Linked DNA regions of Homo sapiens: region 2 is linked to region 1. A link is a loop called in an ENCODE intact Hi-C map of the cell type or tissue named here. Cell type or tissue: IMR-90. All regions are shown on one strand. Each heading gives the region's core, and the rest is flanking DNA. Links, peaks and the distances in the headings are about the cores only.

What was found. Hi-C counts contacts between places; a loop is a spot of excess contacts. Peaks named below come from ENCODE experiments on the same cell type or tissue, not always from the same donor. Only the 100,000 strongest peaks of a DNase experiment are listed, where the experiment ranks them.
Region 2: a loop joins it to region 1, with 3 times the contacts of the local background. A loop is called at or near these places in 5 of 110 quality-filtered maps.

The regions. Positions count from the first base shown.
Region 1 is chr4:177,527,058-177,538,307 of GRCh38, forward strand. All of the region lies in intron 1 of AGA-DT (AGA divergent transcript), which reads left to right. Among named protein-coding and RNA genes, the nearest start is that of AGA-DT, 88 kb to the left of the region's middle. In IMR-90, for the core only: no CTCF peak of the experiment used is centred there; no DNase peak of the experiment used is centred there.
Region 2 is chr4:177,445,429-177,455,053 of GRCh38, forward strand. AGA-DT (AGA divergent transcript) reads left to right here. Exons shown (of 4, transcript NR_183779.1): 1 at 1-15. Among named protein-coding and RNA genes, the nearest start is that of AGA-DT, 5.2 kb to the left of the region's middle. In IMR-90, for the core only: no CTCF peak of the experiment used is centred there; a DNase peak (open chromatin) is centred at 3,613; H3K27ac peaks cover 143 bases.

The DNA.
Region 1 (11,250 bases), core at 1,923-9,922:
AGATAATATATTTAAAGATGAGAATATACACCCACAGACCCAGAACCACACACAATGTACACATATTACAGTGTATGTATATCCAAAATATGTGTCTATAGAAATGTATACTATATACATATTATATATACAAATATACACATATATACTTATATGTGTGTATATATGTGAATAGACTATTTACATGTATATATACAAATATGTTATATACACATTATATACTATATATATTTATACACATATTTAAACACATGCATGTATGTGGATAGAGAGATAGCGAGATAGAAAGATAGATATAAAGAGAGAAAGGGAAAGAGAGTGATCCAAGCTCTGATTTAAATTTAGAGTTGGGGGAAAAAAGAACTCTCAAAGAAAATAGAGATTGAAGAATAAGAGAGACAGAAGGACGTCTTACAAAGTAAGGAAAGAAAGATTTTAGTATAGAATTTGTTGTTAAAGTCTTCAGCATCTTCAGTGGTCATATCAGGATCTGCTATTATTTTCCATCTCTGATTCCCTACTCCAGTCATGTGTTCACTTTTGCCTCTACCAGTAGCCTCAGAGATGAGTTCCTGCTCTTGGCAAAAAACACTGAAAAGCACCCTTTGCCCCAGCTGTGGATCACTGGGTTTTGCTAGCAGCGAATCCTCAGATGCTGGCTTTTAACACCCTGGGAAACAACATTTAGCTGTATATGCAGTCTGCCGCCTGACATTTTTTGAACTTATTCTATCTTTCCTGATTCTAATCGGGTCTTTGGTTTTGGTGCCCATCTGGCATATGAACACTATGCTTGCCTAAAATTTTTGATGGATAGGTTTGTTTTATCCTCGGGATGTATTGTCTGAGACTGACATCATCTAGCCTCTGGGGCTCCTTAAAATTTTGCCATGTATTCTGGAGCACTGATTACCTATTTGATCCTTGTGTTTGTTCAACGCTTATGGCCTGGCATGAAATACAGAGAATGGGGAGTAAAACGAATAATTAAATTTTCCCTGAAGAACATTAACAATGCAATTTCCAGAAATTGGAGGGGTTAGAAGCACTGAGAAACTTTTGATTTGTCACACATTCTAGATAATCTAAATATGAAAATTAGAACATAAAAAGCAATATCGTATTTTTCTATACAGAAGAGCTGCAAGAAGTAAAGGGTAATTTGCTGCATTTGTAGTGGGAGCAAAAAGGTATGTAATGAAAACCTTCTTTTAGAAGCTCCAAAGTAGAGAATGGGTGTAGCCAATTGCCAACAGGGAACACAAAATTGATTGTGGCTTGTCAAATTGGAGGCATATAATGCATGATGTAGTAGCGACTGCACAAGTCTCCCTCATTGTAAAACCTGATCACACTCCTCATGTAATCTATATTTAAATCTTTTGGGAATCATGACACAAATATGCCCACCCCCAATTGTTAAATTGTCAACTTACACTGAGCATACTCTAGCTGTCAGACTGATCCGTGGGCGCCAGCTGACCTAGAAAGCAGGACACAGAGAGCCGCGCTTGAAGTTGAGAATTAAACTGAGGGCTGGACTGAAAAGAGTATATGAAACCAAGGTGGACCAAGAAGTCAGAGGTGTAAAGCAGTAGAAGGTCAAGGCTATGTAATTTCTCAAAAGCCAAAGACTACATGCAGTTGTAGGCCAAGCTGGGGCAGTCTGCAAAACAGGCAAGTCATAAGGGAGGAGGGGACAATGAAGCAGAGACAGGCGTGACGCAGGCAGAGTTCCTCATTCACTCCTCACTCTTGCAAGAGCCAAAATTTGATATCTGGGCAGGCATGAGGGCAGCCCAAGCCTTAGGGCCTCAGGGCAGGCACGAGGGCGTCAGGTCTTCGGCAGTCTGATCTACTTCAGTCTCAGATGAATGTGAACAGGAATATAATACCTGACCCAGTCAGCCAGGCATTTGATACAAAAATGAATTGAACAAAAATTAATTAACCTTCATTTCTATTGAGGTTTTGTAGCAATATCTCATATGAAAATATCTACTCTCCTTAGGTATAACTTACTTTTCTTAGTATTCCTAGAAATAGGAAAATTTCTTCTTATATTTAAAGTGAAGGCATATTAGTTAAAGTAACTAATTTAATTCGTCATGTGCTTAAATGTCAAGTACTTTATATTGCTTACTTTTTCCATTCTCTGAGTTTGGCTTCTTATCCTCACATTAGGATGAGAGCTATTCACTTGTTTTTTTCAAAGTTATATCACTAGTAATGGTAGATTCTTGGAAGACCTGTGGTTTTGAGTTCTCTCTCCTAAAGAATGTATATATGAAGTATGTATTTATATGAATACTCTCTATGTAGTTTGTATATTTCTTTTTTTTTTCTTTCTTTTTTTGAGACGGAGTCTCGCTCTGTCGCCCAGGCTGGAGTGCAGTGGCGTGATCTCAGCTCACTGCAAGCTCCGCCTCCCAGGTTCACGCCATTCTCCTGCCTCAGCCTCCCGAGTAGCTTGGACTACAGGCGCCCGCCACTACGCCCAGCTAATTTTTTGTATATTTAGTATAGACGGGGTTTCACCATGTTAGCCAGGATGGTCTCGATCTCCTGACCTTGTAATCCAACCTCCTCCCCGGCTTCCCAAAGTGCTGGGATTACAGGCATGAGCCACGGCGCCTGGCCAGTTTGTATATTTCAAACTTCAAATTTCCAAGCCTGTGTTCAAATGATCTTGACAAAGGAAAGTTAATTTACCACTTAATTGTGGCTTGATCAACACTTTTAAGGCAGCTGCTATCAAAAGAGTGGCTATTGTTTCATATATGAAATAGTCAGAAATTAGATTATGCATAGACATGGAAATGGGAAAGGAGCAGAACATAACCTGTATCCTGTATGAACTTTAATTCCTAACCTTTAATTGGACCTATAGGGAAAAAACATTCTCTTTCCACTGGCATAACTTGGAAGGATGTAATTGTGGAGCATCCAAGGGCCATGAGATGAGAACTGATCTCTGTATCCTAATTCAGTGACAGAAAAATAACCCTTAAATCATGAATTACTGGCTGCTGTAAATGAAGGTGATTAGAGGTTCCTCTGGTTGGGGAAGGGATGAAGAAATGTACCCCGTAAATTGTCACAGGTAACACCATACACCACTCTGACCATCACAAACAGCTACTTGAATTACTGAGCAACCGCCCAACTCATCCTTTCAAAGCGGACCCTCACACTGGCTCAGTAAAAGAAATCATTTGCCTGCTTAAAGATGATCTGGAGATAAATTGTTGCAGGTCTCTCCATGATATTGTTGCAATTACAGCTCAGACTCACAATAGAATATACAGTACTTGTTGTGAGAGACAATGACTCTTGTTCCTTTAGGTATCCTTATTTGTTGTTAACAGTTGCCAATTGTGATCTTCCTCTGATAATCTCAAGCCATAGAACATTTGGGAGGGGTGACCAGGCTTCCTTGGTTCAGTCAAACTGGACCTATCTTACATTTTACTAGATAGAATATCATATATATATATATATATATATATATATTTTTTTTTTTTTTTTGCCTGTGTCTGCACTCCTGTTGTGTTATTCTGAAATGGGTTTGTCTACATTGGCTAGTGGAAAAAATAGCACAAGGAGATGTTTGCTTAAATTAACATCTCTCCTTCTGCCCTGTCCCTCTCTATCCCACATTCCATCTGCACAGTAGAATGACAAAGCAATGCAACCATTCATAGTACCAAAAGATTTTGTTGAAGATATTTGCATATAGAAAGTCCTAGTCATTCTCATATGAAGAGGACAGAACAAAACTCAATATATCTTTTATTATAAATTACATTAGCAATTGTGGTAATTCGTATTTCTTTGGAATGCTTATATCTTGTGGCAACAGTTATCTGAAGGGAAAAAGGATGCATATACATCCTGGTTTTTCTTGCAATTGTTAGACTTATTCCACAACATTTATGGCACCAACATTTATGCCTCATTATCATTATTCTACTTTTCTGCCTCTTTAATAGCAACTGAACTCTGAGGAAAGAAATGATTTCAGGATCCTTTTGGCCCTTTCTTAACACTGAACCTCAATGTTTGAAAATAAATTTTTAAAATGTATATTCTGGATTTTAATGATAAATCTTGAAATATCTGTCCACTGTCTTCATTTCAGCATTCAAATCCTTCAGTGTTATCTTTTCTTTTTTTTTTAATGCAAAGCTAATATGGTTTCTCTTAATTTTTTAGAAAAATTAACTAAAATTTTGGCATTGCTTTATCATCTTGGCTTATTGTGTACCCTCTCTCATTGGAAGTTAGCCTCTTTTTATTATATTAATAGGCAGACATTAAAATGTGGTTGTTTTTTCAATGAATGAATAGACTTTCAGCTGTTCCCTTTCCCACATGAGCTTACAGTAAAGAAGTTCCCACTTGCTTCTTGCAAATATGTTTCTACTTGCCATTTTTAAATTACTGTTGCCTTTGGATGTGGGAGAATGTCTTCCTTTGTCAAAATGGCAATAGGAGGCACAAGTGACAATCCCTTTTCCTTAAGATTTGGGACTGCACAAAGCTGTCAGTTTTTAAAATGACACTGTGCCACAGCCTTTCTCTAAGGTGGTGCCTTTCATTTTTGACTCCTGCTGTTCTTGACAGTTGAAATGGCAGCAGGAGGTAGAAACTAAAGTAAGTTCTCTTGGCATTTGCCCTTAGGTAGAAATTAATAATTGAAGAAGCAGCCCTGTGTTTAAAAACAGTTAGTGTCAGATGTCACGCAATGGAATGTGACCAATCCCCTAATGAGATGACCCAAACTGTCCATAATTTTCCAGAGATAGACTTAATTCTCACACTTGCTTGCAATGTTCATCTGTGTTCTTATACTTAAAGAACATTTAATATGTTCTAGAATATTATGTTCTACTTCAAGAACTATGCCAAAAATTCCAACTGGATTTTTCACTAAACCCTAAATTACTTGTCTACTTTGAATTTGCTAAATTGTGCATTGTATTTTTTTTTACTCTGTGTTTCTAATTGCTGATGAATTAATATTCACATTTTTGCCCCCACTCCCATTTTTCACATTTTTAAATGTAATAGCCTTATCTGATATCAAATACCTCTACTGATTCAACCTAAGTACTAATTGCACATTTTTACAGATTTATTATAACTGTATGGACTCTTCTAGCTTAGTAGTTTATGTGTTGCTGGATTTTATTGTATCCCTTCTTTGTCTGATACAGTCTAGTTCTGCACCATCAGCTGGTTTGTATATAATATTTGCAATTCCTTTCTTTGTGGCTGGATGCTCTATTCCCAGGGCTTGGGATCTGGACATACAATAGAATTTAAATGATCCTCTTCCAAACCCCACTTTGGTAGTTGAATTCCCATATTCAGCTCTGGGAATAAGCCAGGGCACTTAGCTATGTGGTTATGTATGAGATATACATTCCGTTTTTTTGCTCAATAAATTTTCACATCAGTTGCTCTGGTACCTGCAAATTGCCTTAGCATGTACTTTAAACTCTTGCACAATCTCCCTTTCCTTGCCTGAGCTGATGTATATTGATTTATTTATCACTTCCTTAACTTCATTTTATAATCTTTTTAGCTCTCCCAAATGCCTCTTTCTCAAATTTGATTACTTCTTGTTTTTCTTATTTATCTATTTTGGTCCATTTTATTCAGGGTATTTTCCTTACTAGTTGAGCCTTCCGATTCTTGGGCAAGATTAGTTGCCCTTTAATAATTGCCATTTTTGGGATTTTGTATAGTTATTGATTACATATATTTAATTTCATATACTTTGAGTCAGCTTCCAACGTTTGTTTTCTTTAAACTGTTTACCCATTAAATGTTACCTTAGTGATAATTGATTGTAGTCAGTATTTCAGCTGGTCCGCTGTATATTTCTAATCTGTCATTCACGTTACTACTGAATAAGTTGGATGCTGTTCCATTTTTACCATTTCATGTTAAGAAACAATATTTTCCCCACACCCACAAATTACTCACTAATTTTTATTTTTACCACTAGACATATTATCTCTGATATTTTGGTTCATAGGAATACACTGATACATTTACTCACTTCATTAAAATGTTCCTCATTGTCTATGTTTTTCTTTGTGTGTGTTTATATTTGTTTATATATAAGGAAAGGCTATCTCACTATTTGTTCTAACACAGGAGTTCCAAAACTTGGTTATGTATCAGAATCACATGAGGAGCTTTGAAAAATACAGATTCCCTAGGATTTACTTCGAACTTGCAGATTTGAATTTCCTGATAAAGGTCCCAAGAACCTATATTTGAATAAGCCTCCACTGAGAATCTTTGGCAAGTCAGTCTTCTGATAGGCATTTGGAAACCAATACTAAATATTTCTCCATTTGAAATTGACCCAAGTCCCACAGACAGGTTGTGAGTTTTTCTTTTTGTTTTAATAAACATAGAAATTGACCCTTCTGGTCTTAAAGCTTGAAACTCACCAGGTCCAGACAATGAGATACCAGGCCCCTCAAAAGGTATTGAAGAACTGAAACTCACCAGATTATCACATCCAGACAATGAGACATCAGGCCCCTTATTCATCATGATTGCCTCCTTACTCCTCCCTTGTTCCTGTTTTCCCACACATAGTTACATTTCTTCCCTGCTATAAAACCCCTAATTTTAGTCAGAGAGTTGGATTTGAGACTGACCTCCCATCTCCTTGGCTGTGGCACCAGATGGAAGCCTTCTTCCTCGGCAGTAACTGCTGTCTCAGTAATTGGCTTTCTGTGTGGCGAGCAGCAGGACCCAGACCGAACCCCTGGTGTTTAGTTAACACATTCGGGACTAATTGTGTTTAAATACTTGGGGTAAATGAAATAATACAGATGACAAAGCTACATATATTTATGAGGAGCTCTATTTTGATCATCTATTTGGTTTTCAGTCTGGTGTCTAGGACTTCTTCGAGGGCTGGAACTTACTTCAGCTTGTTCACCCATGAATTCCCTAGACCTTGACTCCTTCCTGACACATGGGAGTGCGCCATCCATGTTTGCTAAATATAGAGACTGTCTGACCCATTATCAATGGGCATGGCTTCATGAGTGTCTATCAGGACATGTTTGAAGGCAGTTCTTTGAAAAATAATATATCATTAAAAGAAAGAAACACCTCTCTGGAGAAGCAGGAGGGAGTAGGGAGAAAACATGAGCGAGGAAATGGGTAGAAAAACAGGCAAATGTTGGAAGCATGCAGAAAATGATTTTGAAAGCATCAAAAGTTGACGTATAACAGCCACCTTTCTTTTAAGGTCATTTATAGAAAATATCTCAGTGTATTGAATGTTTCACTGTTACAACAGGATAGTGTTACTCCTGGTCATATCGTTTAGTCTGTTGCCCACAAAAATGGAATTTTGAAATAAAAACAGACATCCTTCAGAAGAATTTTTAATTTTATTTTCTGTTTCCTGAGAGAGAAACAAAGTAATAGAAGATACATTGCAGAAAAAAAAAACCACATTGTAACATAAGAAAATTTATTTTCCTAGTTTCTACAGCGATAAATGAAGATTTGTGTATGTGTGTGTGTTTATTTCTTCAACTTCATGTTCTTCCTAGGCAGATCAAAGGCAATCTTTTCAAGATTTGTATATTTTAGCATGAAATTAGTGCATAGACTCTGATTTATCAGGAAACATTTATTTCTAATCACTGAATAACAACAAATGAATAACTAAGAACTCTCATTAGAACACTGACTGAAAATGAGTTAATCTATCCCAATTTCAGAGTTTTAGTATCTTTCATTCCAACCTTAGCTACAGTTTGCACTCTGGTGTCATATGTGTGCTGCACAGGGTTTCTTAAAGCTACAGAGAAATCACTGCAAGAAAGCTGTGCTTCCTAGCTGCATCTTTATAAACAGTTATTATCTTACCCAGAAGTGGGCCAGATAGTAAAATTGCAAAACAGGGTGTATTAGTCCATTTTCATACTGCTATGAAGAAATACCCGAGATTGGGTAATTCATCAAGAAAAAGAGGTTTAACAGACGCATAGTCCACATGCCTGGGGAGGCCTCACAATCATGGTGGAAGGTGAAGGAGGAGCAAAGGCACGTCCTACATGATGGCAGGCAAGAGAGTGTGTGCAGGGGAACTGCCCTTTATAAAACCATCAGGTCTCATGAGACTTATTCACTATCATGAGAACATGGGAAAAACCTGCCCCAGTGATTCAGTTACCTCTCACTGGGTCCCACCCACAACACGTGAAGATTATGGGCGCTATAATTCAATATGAGATTTGGGTGGGGACACAGACAAACTATATCACAGGGGAGGTGTAATCAAGAGGTTCTCCCACCCATTGTTAAACTTCCTTATTATTAAACTTGTAACCAGTGAAATGTGAGCAGATGTGATATATATGCTACTGGTAGGAGCTTTAAGAATGTGTGTGGCTTGCGGCCAGGCGTGGTGGCCCACGCCTGTAATCCCAGCACTTTGGGAGGCCAAGGTGGGCAGATCATGAGGTCAGGAGTTTGAGACAAGTCTGGCCACAATAGTGAAACCCCGTCTCTACTAAAAGTACAAAAAAATTAGCTGGGTGTGGTGGTGTGCGCCTATAATCCCAGCTACTAGGGAGGCTGAGGCAGGAGAATTGCTTGAACCTGGGAGACAGAGGTTGCAGTGAGTCGAGATTGTGCCATTGCCCTCCAGCCTGGTCGACAGTGTGAGACTCTGTCTCAAAAAAAAAAAAAAAAAAAGAATGTGTGTGGTTTGCTATTTTTTCTCCCTCTGCTGGAATGATCAGCAATGTTGTAGAGAGTGGCTACTCTGCCAACTGGGATCCAGGAATGAGGAAGATGTGGAATTTTGATCCAGCCAACCTGTAATAAATGTGAAGTAAGAGAAAGTAATAAACGATTCTTTAAACCTGCTGAGACTTGGGGCCTGTTGGTTGCTGCCTCACTTCTTAGATCATTCTGATGAATACAAGAGGTATATAATAATTGGGCAATTCACTAGTTGATAATGCAGAATGTTTCAATGGGTTTATAGTTATTCATGGATATAGATTTTACCCAAGGTTTAATATTTATGGAAAAATTTACATAATATCAACATTTAAAAAAGAAAGGTAATATTAAAACATATTTAATAACTACAAAATATAGAATTATTGAAAATTAAATTCAAGGACCCATAAATGTACACAATTATATGTCAATTAAAAATAATATCTCTTTAAATTTAAAAAAAGCCTATTTCTGTCAGTTCATCAAACTTATTCTCCATCCAGTTTTGTTCCCTTGCTGGTGAGGAGTTGTGATCCTTTGAGGGAGAAGAGGTGTTCTGTTTTTTGGAATTTTCAGCCTTTTTGCACTGGTTTTTCCTCATCTTCGTGGATTGATTTACCTTTGGTCTTTGATGTTGGTGACCTTTGGATGGGGTTTTTGTGTGGACGTCCTTTTGTTGATGATGCTATTACTTTCTGAGGTGTCTGTCGATCCCTTCTGGGAGGTGTCTCCCTAGTCAGGAGGCACGGGCATCAGACACCCACTTTGGGAGGCTGTCTGTCCCTTAGCAGAGCTCAAGCGCTGTGCTGGGAGATCTGCTGCTCTCTTCAGAGCCAGCAGGCAGGAACATTTAAGTCTGCTGAAGCTGCGACCACAGCCACCCCTTCCCCTGGGTACTCTGTCCCAGGGAGATGAGAGTTTTATCTGTAAGTCCCTGACTGGGGCTGCTGCCTTTCTTTCAGACATGCCCTGCCCAGAGAGGAGGAATCTAGAGAGGCAGTCTGGCCACAGTGGCTTTGCCAAGCTGTGGTGGGCTCTGCCCAGTCCGAACTTTCCAGAGGCTTTGTTTACACTGTGAGGGGAAAAACGCCTACTCAAGCGTCAGTAATTGTGGACGCCTCTCCCCCACCAAGATGGAGTGTCCCAGGTCAACTTCAGGCTGCTGTGCTGCCAGTGGGAATTTCAAGCCAGTAGATCTTAGTTTGCTGGGCTCCATGGGGGTGGGATCCACTGAGCTAGACCACTTGGCTCCCTGGCTTTAGCCCCCTTTTCAGGGGAGTGAACGGTTCCGTCTCCCTGGCATTCCAGGCACCACTGGGGTACAAAAAAGAAAAAAAAAAAACCTCCTGCAGCTAGCTCAGGGTCTGCCCAAATGGCTGCCCAGTTCTGTGCTTGAAACCCAGGGCTGTGGTGGTGTAGGCACCTGAGGAAATCTCCTGGTCTGCGGGTTGCGAAGACTGTGGAAAAAGTGTAGTATCTGGGCCGGAATGCCCATGATACCTAGCCATGGCTTCCCTTGGCTAGGGGAGGGAATTCACCAACCCCTTGAGCTTCCCGGGTGAGGCAGTGCCACATCCTGCTTTGGCTCACCCTCTGTGGGCTGCACCCACTGTCTAACCAGTCCCAATGAGAGGAGCCAGGTACCTCAGTTGGAAATGCAGAAATCACCCACCTTCTGCGTTGATCTCGCTGGGAGCTGCAGACCAGAGCTGTTCCTATTTGGCAAATCAAAACCACAATGAGATACCATCTCACGCCAGCCAGTTAGAATGTCGATCATTAGGCTGGGTGCAGTGGCTCACACCTGTAATCTCAGCACTTTGGGAGGCTGAGGCAGGAGGATTACGAGGTCAGGAGATTGAGACCATCCTGGCTAACACAGTGAAACCCTGTCTCTATAAAAATACAAAAAAGTAGCCGGGCATGGTGGCGGACGCCTGTAGTCCCAGCTACTCAGGCTGAAGCAGGAGAATGGCGTGAACCCGGGAGGCAGAGCTTGCAGTGAGCCGAGGTCACACCATTGCATTCCAGCCTGGGCGACGGAGACTCCATCTCAAAAAAAAAAAAAAAAAGCAATCATTAAAAAGTCAGGAAACAACAGATACTAGAGAGGATGTGGAGAAACAAAAATGCTTTTACACTGTTGGTAGGAGTGTAAATTAGTTCAACCATTGTGGAAGACAGTGTGGTGATTCCTCAGGGATCTAGAACCAGAAATACCATTTGACCCAGCAATCCTATTACTGGGTATATACCCAAAGGATTAAAAATCATTCTACTATAAAGACACATGCACATGTATGTTTATTGCAGCACTATTCACAATAGCAAAGACTTGGAACCAACCCAAACACCCATCAAGGATAGGCTGGATAAAGAAAATGTGGCACATATACACCATTGAATACTATGCAGCCATAAAAACCTATGAGTTCATGCCCTTTGCAGGGACATGAATGAAGCTGGAAACCA
Region 2 (9,625 bases), core at 1-8,000, 84 kb before region 1:
TTCCCGTACACCAAGGTAAGAACCCGGGATACAGAAAGCCCTCTGTCTTTGCGATAAGGCAGGGGTCTAATTGAGCTAACACAAGCCGCCTACAGACGGTTAAACTAAAAGAGCACCCTGTAACACATGCCCACTGGGGCTTCAGCTGTAAACATTCACACCTAGACACTGCTGTGGGGTCAGAGCCTCACAATCTGCCCGTCTGTATGCCCCTATAGAGGTTTGAGCAGCAGGACACTGAAGAAGCGAGCCACACCCCCATCACACGCCCTGCAAGGGCGACAAGGGAACTTTTCCTGTTTCAGTAGTAGACCGTAAAATAAATGATCCTCAGTTTTTCCAGCATCCTCTCCAATTTTTCATTCTTTTAAATCATTATACACAGGGCAGAGATATTTAGTGTTACTGATAAATCAAAGGAACTATTTGTAAAAGTATTTTTATTTAAATTTAGAATGCATTACACAATTTTGTTTGGCAAAATGTTTCTGTTCCTAAGTAGAGCTTACTTATAACTAGCAATACTTCAGGAGGATTTTCCAGACTTAGATTTTAAAACTTAGGGTGTGGCCAGGCCTAGTGGCTCATGTCCATAATCCTGGCACTTTGGGAGGCTGAGGTGGGTGGATGGCTTGAGCCCAAGAGTTTGAGACCAGCCTGGGCAACATAGCGAGATTCCTGTCTCTATTAAAAAAAAAATTAAAAAAAGGTGACTGTGTATCAGCTGTGGTTAACTCATGTAAGCTTCCTAAGCCATGCTTTTCTCATCTATAAAATGGAGATAATAATAGTATTCTTTCTTATTTTACAAAGCTTTGTGAATGAGGTAGGAGATGTGGGAGAATGGTGTAATACCAGGCAAATTAAATAAAATTCTCTTATTCTAATTTGCCATTCCCAAGTACCTATAATTGATGTCAAGGAGGCAGTCCAGAAACATACAAGGCAGTAAAAAGAAATCAATTTGATCAATTTGAGACACAGAAATTTCCACAGGAAGAATAAAGAGTTGGCCCAATACCTATAATGCATTTGAAAGTAATCACTTAGAATTTCCTTGAATATATTAAATGAGAATTAAAAATAATGTTTTTAGTTTACTTGGAGCTGCCTGAAATTTGGTTTGAATGCTTATAAAGATGGTGCATGGCAGGACTGTGAGATTTCTGGATGTCTTAAAAACAACACCCTTAAGTCTTAACAAGGGGAAAGCCTCAAATGGAATCTTAAGTGATGTTGCAAATAGAGCCTTTGTGTGTTTGTGTTTGTGTATGTGTGTGTGTTGGAGGTGGGTGGAGGAGTTTCAGACCGCTGCAGGCTCTCTTATTTCCTCTAAACTTCATGGCTTTCAATTTATCAGTCTCAGAAGGATGAAGAGTTGAGTCCCTCCTGATAGCATTTGAAGCTGTGGTTCCACAGAGGATTTAATGCTGTAGTTGCAGGGAGTCTAGGTATTTCAATTCTGAGGCTTAAAAAACTAAGCCATCCCCTCCGGCTTTTGCACTGATGCTGTGAAATCCATTTGAGAAACATGTCCATGTTTTGCTACTTGTTCAAAGCTGTAAGCCTGACTTGGCATTGAAATGATAATTTCTTTTTCAAAACTCCCCACTGAACTATTACCTAGGTTATCTAAATATAGGCTATTTACTTGATTGGCATTTGCTCCTGTCAGTTTCATAAACTGTAAGTAATGATTTTTGCTGATGTTAGAGCATTGTGGTACTGTGTTTCTAATTTAAATCAATGTCTACATTAATCTGGGAACATTTGATGTTACTACCTGATTGTACATTCTGGATGTAATTAGAGTCATTATACAGAAATAAGTGTCATCCTCTTATTCTCTAAATGAGAAAAGAGAGCATTCTTCTCTTCTGAAATAATTTTTCTGGGTCATGCCCCCAAAACCATTTGTCAAATCAATAGCAGATTCTAATCACAAACTTTTTTGACTTTTTAACCTTTAAAAGTCATCTTAGTGACTTATAAAGACCAAGATTGTGCAGTAGAATGTGGGCCTATTAAGTTATTTCTTATCAAAATAAATTATGTACAACATATTTTCAATGTGTAATTGTAATACTGGGCCACTGCTGTGATATAGTTTTCATAACAAGGACATAGTAGACTATTAAACATGGTGGATCTTGCTTTTTGTGACAGTTGTTTATAACATTATGATGTCATCATAAATGTGATCCATTACAATAGTAAAGCCTTAGGGCAACAGAGTAGATGTCAGGATGTCTTCCTACCACTTAAAAAATGACTTTGACATTGTTAAGGTAGTGTGACAGATGATTTCAATAAAGAAATTCAACAATAAAAGCAAACTTCTAAACTAACAGTGACTTACAGGAAGTACATTATGCATTTAAAATGATATCTACTTGTCGATCATGACAATGAGTATTAGAAAACTATCCAAATAATGAACACATGTATCCTGTGTGTAGCTACACAAATAGTCTGTTAATTCTCAATCATTCATATAAAAATATGAAAGGAAAGATTTTCACATAACATAGCTTATTTTTTTCATTTTTTAGAAACACTTTTGTGTCCTTCAAATATCTCTGAAATACTCTAGCTCTTGTTGAAAATCACCAGCCTCTTAACATTTTGATATGTATCTGTTTGGTGAAAAATCTTGGTATTATACACACTGTTGTAGAACCTGCTTTTTTATTTAATATCTCTTTGACCTCTGCATATCATTAAAATTTATGCTTTTTAAAAACCTTCATTGTGCAATGTAAATACAGTAAAGGACATAAAATGTAAATAAATAGATTAAATAATTTTGTAGAAAATGAACAGCTATGTAATCACCACTTATATAAACAAACAGAATATTGTCAGTACCCCAGAAAACCGCTAAGGACCTCTATAACATGTTCTCTGAAGATTTAAAAAAATTTTATTTAATTTTTTATTTTTATAGATACGGGGTATAAGTGTAGTTGTGTTATATGTATATATTGAGTAACGGTGACGTCTGGGCTTTTAGTGTACCCATCACCCAAACAGGATACATTGCACCCAAAAGGTAGTATTTCATTCCTCACCCCCTCCTTCCCTCCTACCTTTTGGAGTCTTCTGTTATTCCACTCTAAATGTCTGTGTGTACTCATTGTTTAGCTCCCACTTACGAATGAAAACATCCAGTTTTTTACTTTCTGTTTCTGAGTTATTTCACTAAGGATAATGGCCTTCGGTTCCATTAACATTGCTGCAAACGACATGATTTCATTCATTTTTATGGATGAGTAGTATTCCATGGTGTGTGTGTGTATATATACATATATCACATTTTTAATCCAGTTGTTTGCTGATGGACATTTAGGTTGATTCCATGACTTTGCTATTGTGAATAGTGTTGTGATAAACATTTGAGTGCAGGTGTCTTTTTGATAAAATGCTTTCTTTCCCTTTGGTTAGATACCCAGTAGTGGGATTGCTGGATCGAAGGGTAGATCTATTTTTAGTTCTTTGAGAAATCTCCATGCTGTTTTCCATAGAGATTATACTAATTTACATTCCCACCAACTGTGTATAAGTGTTTCTTTTTCTACACATCCTTGCCAACATCTGCTGTTTCTTGCTTTTTTAGTAATAGCCATTCTGACTGGTATGAGATGGTATCTCATTGTGGTTTTAAATTGCATTTTTCTGATGATTACTGATGCTGAACATTTTTTTCATATGGTTGTTTGCCACTTGTATGTCTTCTTTTGAAAAATATGTGTTCATGTCTTTGCCTACTCTTTAATGGGGTTATTTGTTGTTTTTGTCATTGTATTGTTTGATTTCTTCCTAAATTCTGGATATTAGTCCTTTGCCAGATGCATTGTTTCCAAATATTTTCTCCCATTCTGAAGGTTGTGTGTTTACTCTGTTGATTACTTCTTTTGCTGTGCAGAAGCCTTTAGGTTTAATGAAGTCCCATTAGTCTATTTTTGGTTTTGTCACATTTCCTTTTGAGGACCTAGTGATAAGTTCTTTGCCTAGACCAATGTCCAAAAGAGTTTTTCCTAGATTTTATGATTTTATTCTAGAATTTTTATAGTTTCAGGTCTTACATTTAAGTTGAAGACTTTATTTCTTAAGAACAATTTTTGGTTCACAGCAAAATTGAGCAGAAAGTACAAAATATACCCCTGCCCCCACACATGATAGCCTTCCCACCAGAGTGGCACATTTGTTACACTTGATGAACAAATTCTACACATCATTATCATTCCACATCCATAGTTCATATTTTTTTTTTTTTGAGACGGAATCTTGCTGTGTTGCCCAGGCTGGAGTGCAGTGGCGCCATCTCGGCTCACTGCAAGCTCCGCCTCCTGGGTTCACGCCATCCTCCTGCCTCAGCCGCCCGAGTAGCTGGGACTACAGGCACCCACCACCAGGCCCAGCTAATTTTTTGTATTTTTAGTAGAGACAGGGTTTCACTGCGTTAGCGGTGGTCTTGATCTCGTGACCTCATGGCACATTTGTTACAGTTGATGAACAAATTGTACACATCATTATCATTCCACATCCATAATTCATATTAAGGTTCACACTTGGTATTATACATTCTGTGGGTTTGACAAATGTATACTGGCATATATTCCATTAGAGTATTGCAAGAATCCTCTACTCCATCTATTCATCCCTCCCTCCCCTCTAACTCATGGCAACCAACTGACCTTTTTACTGTCTCCATGGTTTTTGCCTTTTCTGGAAGGTCATTTAGTTGGAATTGTGCAGTATGGAGACTTTTTTAGATTGGCTTCTTTCACTTTGTAATACGCATTTAAGGTTCCTCCATGTCTTTTCATGGCTTGATAGCTCATTTTATTTAAGCGCTGAATAATATTCCATTGTCTGGATGTATCACAGTTTATTCATTCTCCTACTGAAGGACATCTTGGCTGCTTCCAAGTTTTGGGAATTATGAATAAAGCTGCTGTAAACATCCATGTGCACCTGGGTGTGGTGGTGCATGTCTGTAATCCTAGTTACTGGGAAGGCTGAGGCATGAGGATTGCTTGAGGCCAGGAGTTAGAGACCAGCCTGAGCAATGCAGCTAGACTCTGTTTCTAAAAAAAAATTTTTTTAAGTTAACTTTGTGGTGGCAACTGCTGCCTGTAGTCCCAGCTATTAAATGGAAGGCTGAGGCAGGAGGATTGCTCAAGCTCAGTGTTTCAAAACTAGAATGAGCTGTTTGCACCACGGCCCTCCAGCCTGGGGCAACACAGTGAGACCTTGTCTCTGAAAAAAAATTCCATGTGCAGATACAATGTAATTTTAAAGGATGTATAAAATCTATTTATGATGCACAGAAATTACTTAACCATTGATTTCTGTTGCTGTAAAAATTTTTGGCTTTGTATACGAAGAATTTTTTCAGAATTAATCTGTCAGATACTATGTTGAGTTTATATGATAGTCAGTAGCAATTAAAATAGCATCACGCTAGATCATGAGTGAAGGTCAGTATTAGGAATTCAGGACTCTGACAAAGCAGAGTTAGCGCTGTCTGTTACTAACACTAAGGTTTCTCAAGAGGGCAGATTTAGAGATTAAGCAGTTCTCCAAATTCAGGACAAATTCAGGGAGTCAGGTGGTTTGAGAGAATGGTATCATAAGAACTCTGATATGAGGAAGCCCCTCATATCAGAGGGGCTTGAGACAGTGTCTTGCTCTGTTGCCCAGGCTGGAATGCAGTGGTCCAATCTTGGCTCAAGATTGAGAGGATTGGCAGTGCATCCTCTGCCTCTTGGGTTCAAGCAACCCTTCCACCTCACCCTCCTGAGCAGCTGGAATCCCAGGCATGGGCCACCACACCCAGCTAATGTAGCTTCTGTGGAAGAGGCTTTTTGATCCTCCTATCATCTTTATAATTTTCTACTAACCACAGAATTGGGTAGCTGTGAAACCACTAACTTTTAATTGCACCCAGAGCTCTGAGGACACTCAGTAGTTTAGGTTCCCTTATTACTGGATGGCCCTTAGAATAAAGGCACAGCTTAAAAATGTTTTTTTTTAATGCCAGGTCTCGCTGTGTTTCCCAGGCTGGGTGCAGTGGCTATTCAAAGGTACAATGATAGCTCACTGCAGCCTGGAACTCCTGGACTCAAGCGATCCTCCTGCCTCAGCTGCGACTAACAGGTATGTACCACCGCACCCAACTCATAAATCATTAAACCCCTTGAATTTCATAGGTTTAGAGTTATGATCATGGTAACTCTGCAATTTTGTATTAGCTTTAAGTGCTTTCGGTTGCAAATAACAGAAAACTTAATGGTGATTTAAAGCGACAAGGCTTTACTTTTTTGCACCTAATAAGAAAGTTGCTGGCATTGGTTCAGTAGCTCTAAACTGTGAGAACTTACTTGCTGCTTTGTTTTCACAAGACAGCTACTGTTGCTCCAGACATACATCCACATTCAAGCTGGGGAAAAGGACAAGGACCTGGTATCAGCCACATCTTTCCCTTTTCATCCAGAAAGCAAAAGCCTTCTCAGACACTCCCAGTAGAATACTGCTTTATTCTCATCATCAGAACGATGCCACCTGGCCTTTTCAATGAAGTCTCCAGTACTCAACAATATTGCTTTCTTTTTTTCAAAAAATTTTGAAGGATCTGGATTTCGCTTCCGGATCAACATAGTATACAGTGGGGCCGGGAGCAGTGGCTCACGCCTGTAATCCCAGCACTTTGTGAGGCCAGACCAGGCAGATCACTTGAGGCCAGGAGTTCGAGACCAGCATGGCCAACATGGCGAAACCCGTGTCTTCTAAAAATACAAAAAATTAGCTGGGTATGGTGGTGCATGCCAGTAATCACAGCTACTCAGGAGGCTGAAGCAGGAGAATTGCTTCAGCCTCTCCCCTCCCCACCCCTCCTCTCCCCGCCTCTCCTTTCCTCTCCTCTCCTCTCCCTTTTCTTTTCAAAAGTATTTATTGGCTGCCATGTGTCAGAGGTTGCCGTGAGCTCAGATCAGGCCACTGCACTCCAGTGTAGGCAATAGAACGAGACTATGTTTCAAAAAACAAACAAAAAAGCCCCCAAACCCCACATGGTATATAATGGGAATAGCACATGCAGAAACAGAAGCTCAGATACTTAGGTGAGCTTGAAAATTTAAGACCTATGTAAATGTCTAGAAACGTTTTAAAGGACTTTGGACTTCAGAAGAGAATAAATTCAGAGTCTAAACCTATCTTATTTAGATCTCAAGGACCAAAGAAGCCTCATTCAACATCAGAATTATGACTGTGGTGCTCAAGGAGAGATAGAAAGGAAAATGACAGTTCTCCATCTGGGAGAAAAAGATGGTTATTTTTCAGAATAAGAGATTAAAGGAACATGGGGGATTAATGCCTGCTAATCTTGATCTTCTCTAAGAGTAGTAAAAATCACCTGCCAAGATTACAACAGATTTGAAATCGAATTGGTGACTAGAAATTGGTGAAGCATTTTAAAAGATTTATTATGGAAAGTCTTATGAAGATGGGCAATAACTGAACAAAAAAGATTGTGAAACATGAATGGGGGTCCATTTGAATCAAGTAGCCTAACATTGCTGAATCCTAGTTAATCACAGTCTTTTGCCTTTCTTCAGTATCATTTTAAAACACCTAAGTTATAACACTAAAAGTGAGGGTTATCCCTTACTGTAGAGGGAGTCTAGTTGGTTGATGGGAAATCTATTGGTATTGCTGATAATGACAAAGTGCAGGCTGGAGTTGGAAAATAAGGAGTTTGTAATAAATGATAACAGCCCTTTTCATATACCACTAACATTGTATTCTAGGCTTCAAAGGTAGGTTCAACCACAAATTGAAGAGGGTGTCTTGCAATATAAGGGTGACTTAGCCTTAGAAACCCTAACAATTGTTGCTTTTCATTTGCCTTCCTTTTTTCCTTACTTCTTTTTCCCTCCCTGCCTCTTCCTTCCTCCCTTCTCTTTTACTTTTTCCTCTCCCCTTCCCTACTCTCCCCTCCCCTCCCCTCCCCTGCTCTCCCCTCCCCTCCCCTGCTCTCCCCTCCCCTCCCTTCCTCTGCTCTCCTCTCCTTTCCCTTTTCTTTTCACAAGTATTTATTGGTTGCCTACCATGTATCAGGCATGTTTTTAGGTGTTGTGGATATAGTAGTGAATAAAACAGACAAAATTCCTACTCTGATGGAACTTACCTAAGCTACTAAACAAATGCATAGTAAGAGTTTAGAACTCATGGAGGAAATTGAAGCAGCATAATGGAATTGCTGAGGTGCGATGCTCATGGTGAGGTGATGAGAAGTGGATTTTTTTTGTTTTGTTGTTTTTTTATTTTTGTTGTCGTTGTTTTTGTTTGAGATGAAGTTTTGCTCTTATAGCCCAGGCTGGAGTACAGTGGCACGATCTCGGCTCACTGCAACCTCTGCCTCCCTGGTTCATGCGATTCTTCTGCCTCAGCCTACTGAGTAGCTGGGATTACAGGCGCCCACCACCATGCCTGACTAATTTTTATAGTTTTAGTAGAGACAGGGTTTCGCCATGTTGGCCAGGCTGGACTGGAACTCCTGACCACAGGTGATCCGCCCGCCCTGGCCTCCCAGAATGCTGGGATTACAGGCGTGAGCCACCGCCTGGCCAAGAAGTGGTTTTGAAGGAAGAACCTACAGGGCTTGGTGATGGCTTGGATATGTGGTGTAGAGTAGAGTAAGTGAAGCACCGAACTTTACCTAGTTATGTTGAACAATGTGACTGGACATAGTTTAGGATGAGGAATACATTTTCGGCCTTGGGTACAGAGTGACCTTGGAGTTGATTTAATGAATGTAGTACTCTAGCAGCTTTCTGAGCCTTATGAGACTGAAATCTATATTGTTCACAGTGGACTCAGGAAAATACTCACAGAAGTGATTGCTGGTATTGAGAGAGTAGCTTCATGAAAGTAGGAGTAGGACTCTCCTGCTTGATTATGATATCTTCCTCCAAAGAGGAGAGCCATATCCCTGACTGACCAAGCGTTAATGTTTAAGTCATCTGGAATAAGAAGAAAAGCTGAGGAATGTTAGAGGAAGACACTCCTTATATTTCCTTTCATGTCGAGGGTATTCAGTGAACCACTGTCTTTCTATTCCTTTGCTTTGAGTGGCTTCTTTGATTGATAAATTTTGAAAGACAAAACCGGGCATGCCAGCCTCATCTTTGACCTTGTTCCTGTTGATCCGGAGCTGCTTACAGGGACTGTGTTCTTTGCCTCTGCTTTGTCTTGCCTTGCTGCGTAAATCTGGGGTTGAATGCTAGGAAGTCCATTTGACTCTCGAAGCAAGGGATGGCCTCTGACTTAGCCTTTATTAACTATGAAAGTGGTCTTCAGTCCTCTCTGTGCCACTCCTTAATTTTATATTTCAGTTTACTGAGAACCCTGGTGGGGAAGAGAATTACTCTTTACTGAGTCCCCTAGAGAACCAAGAAGCAGTAAGAGAGTCACACCACTTTCTTCTGTTTCATAGCAGTTTGCAAAACAGAGTCACATGTGTGTTATCATCTATAGCTCCCATTTTTCTGGTGAAGGCATTGAGGTTTATAGAAGTTAAATGACAGGACCAAACCTATAGAAACTAAAAGTAGCAGTGAGA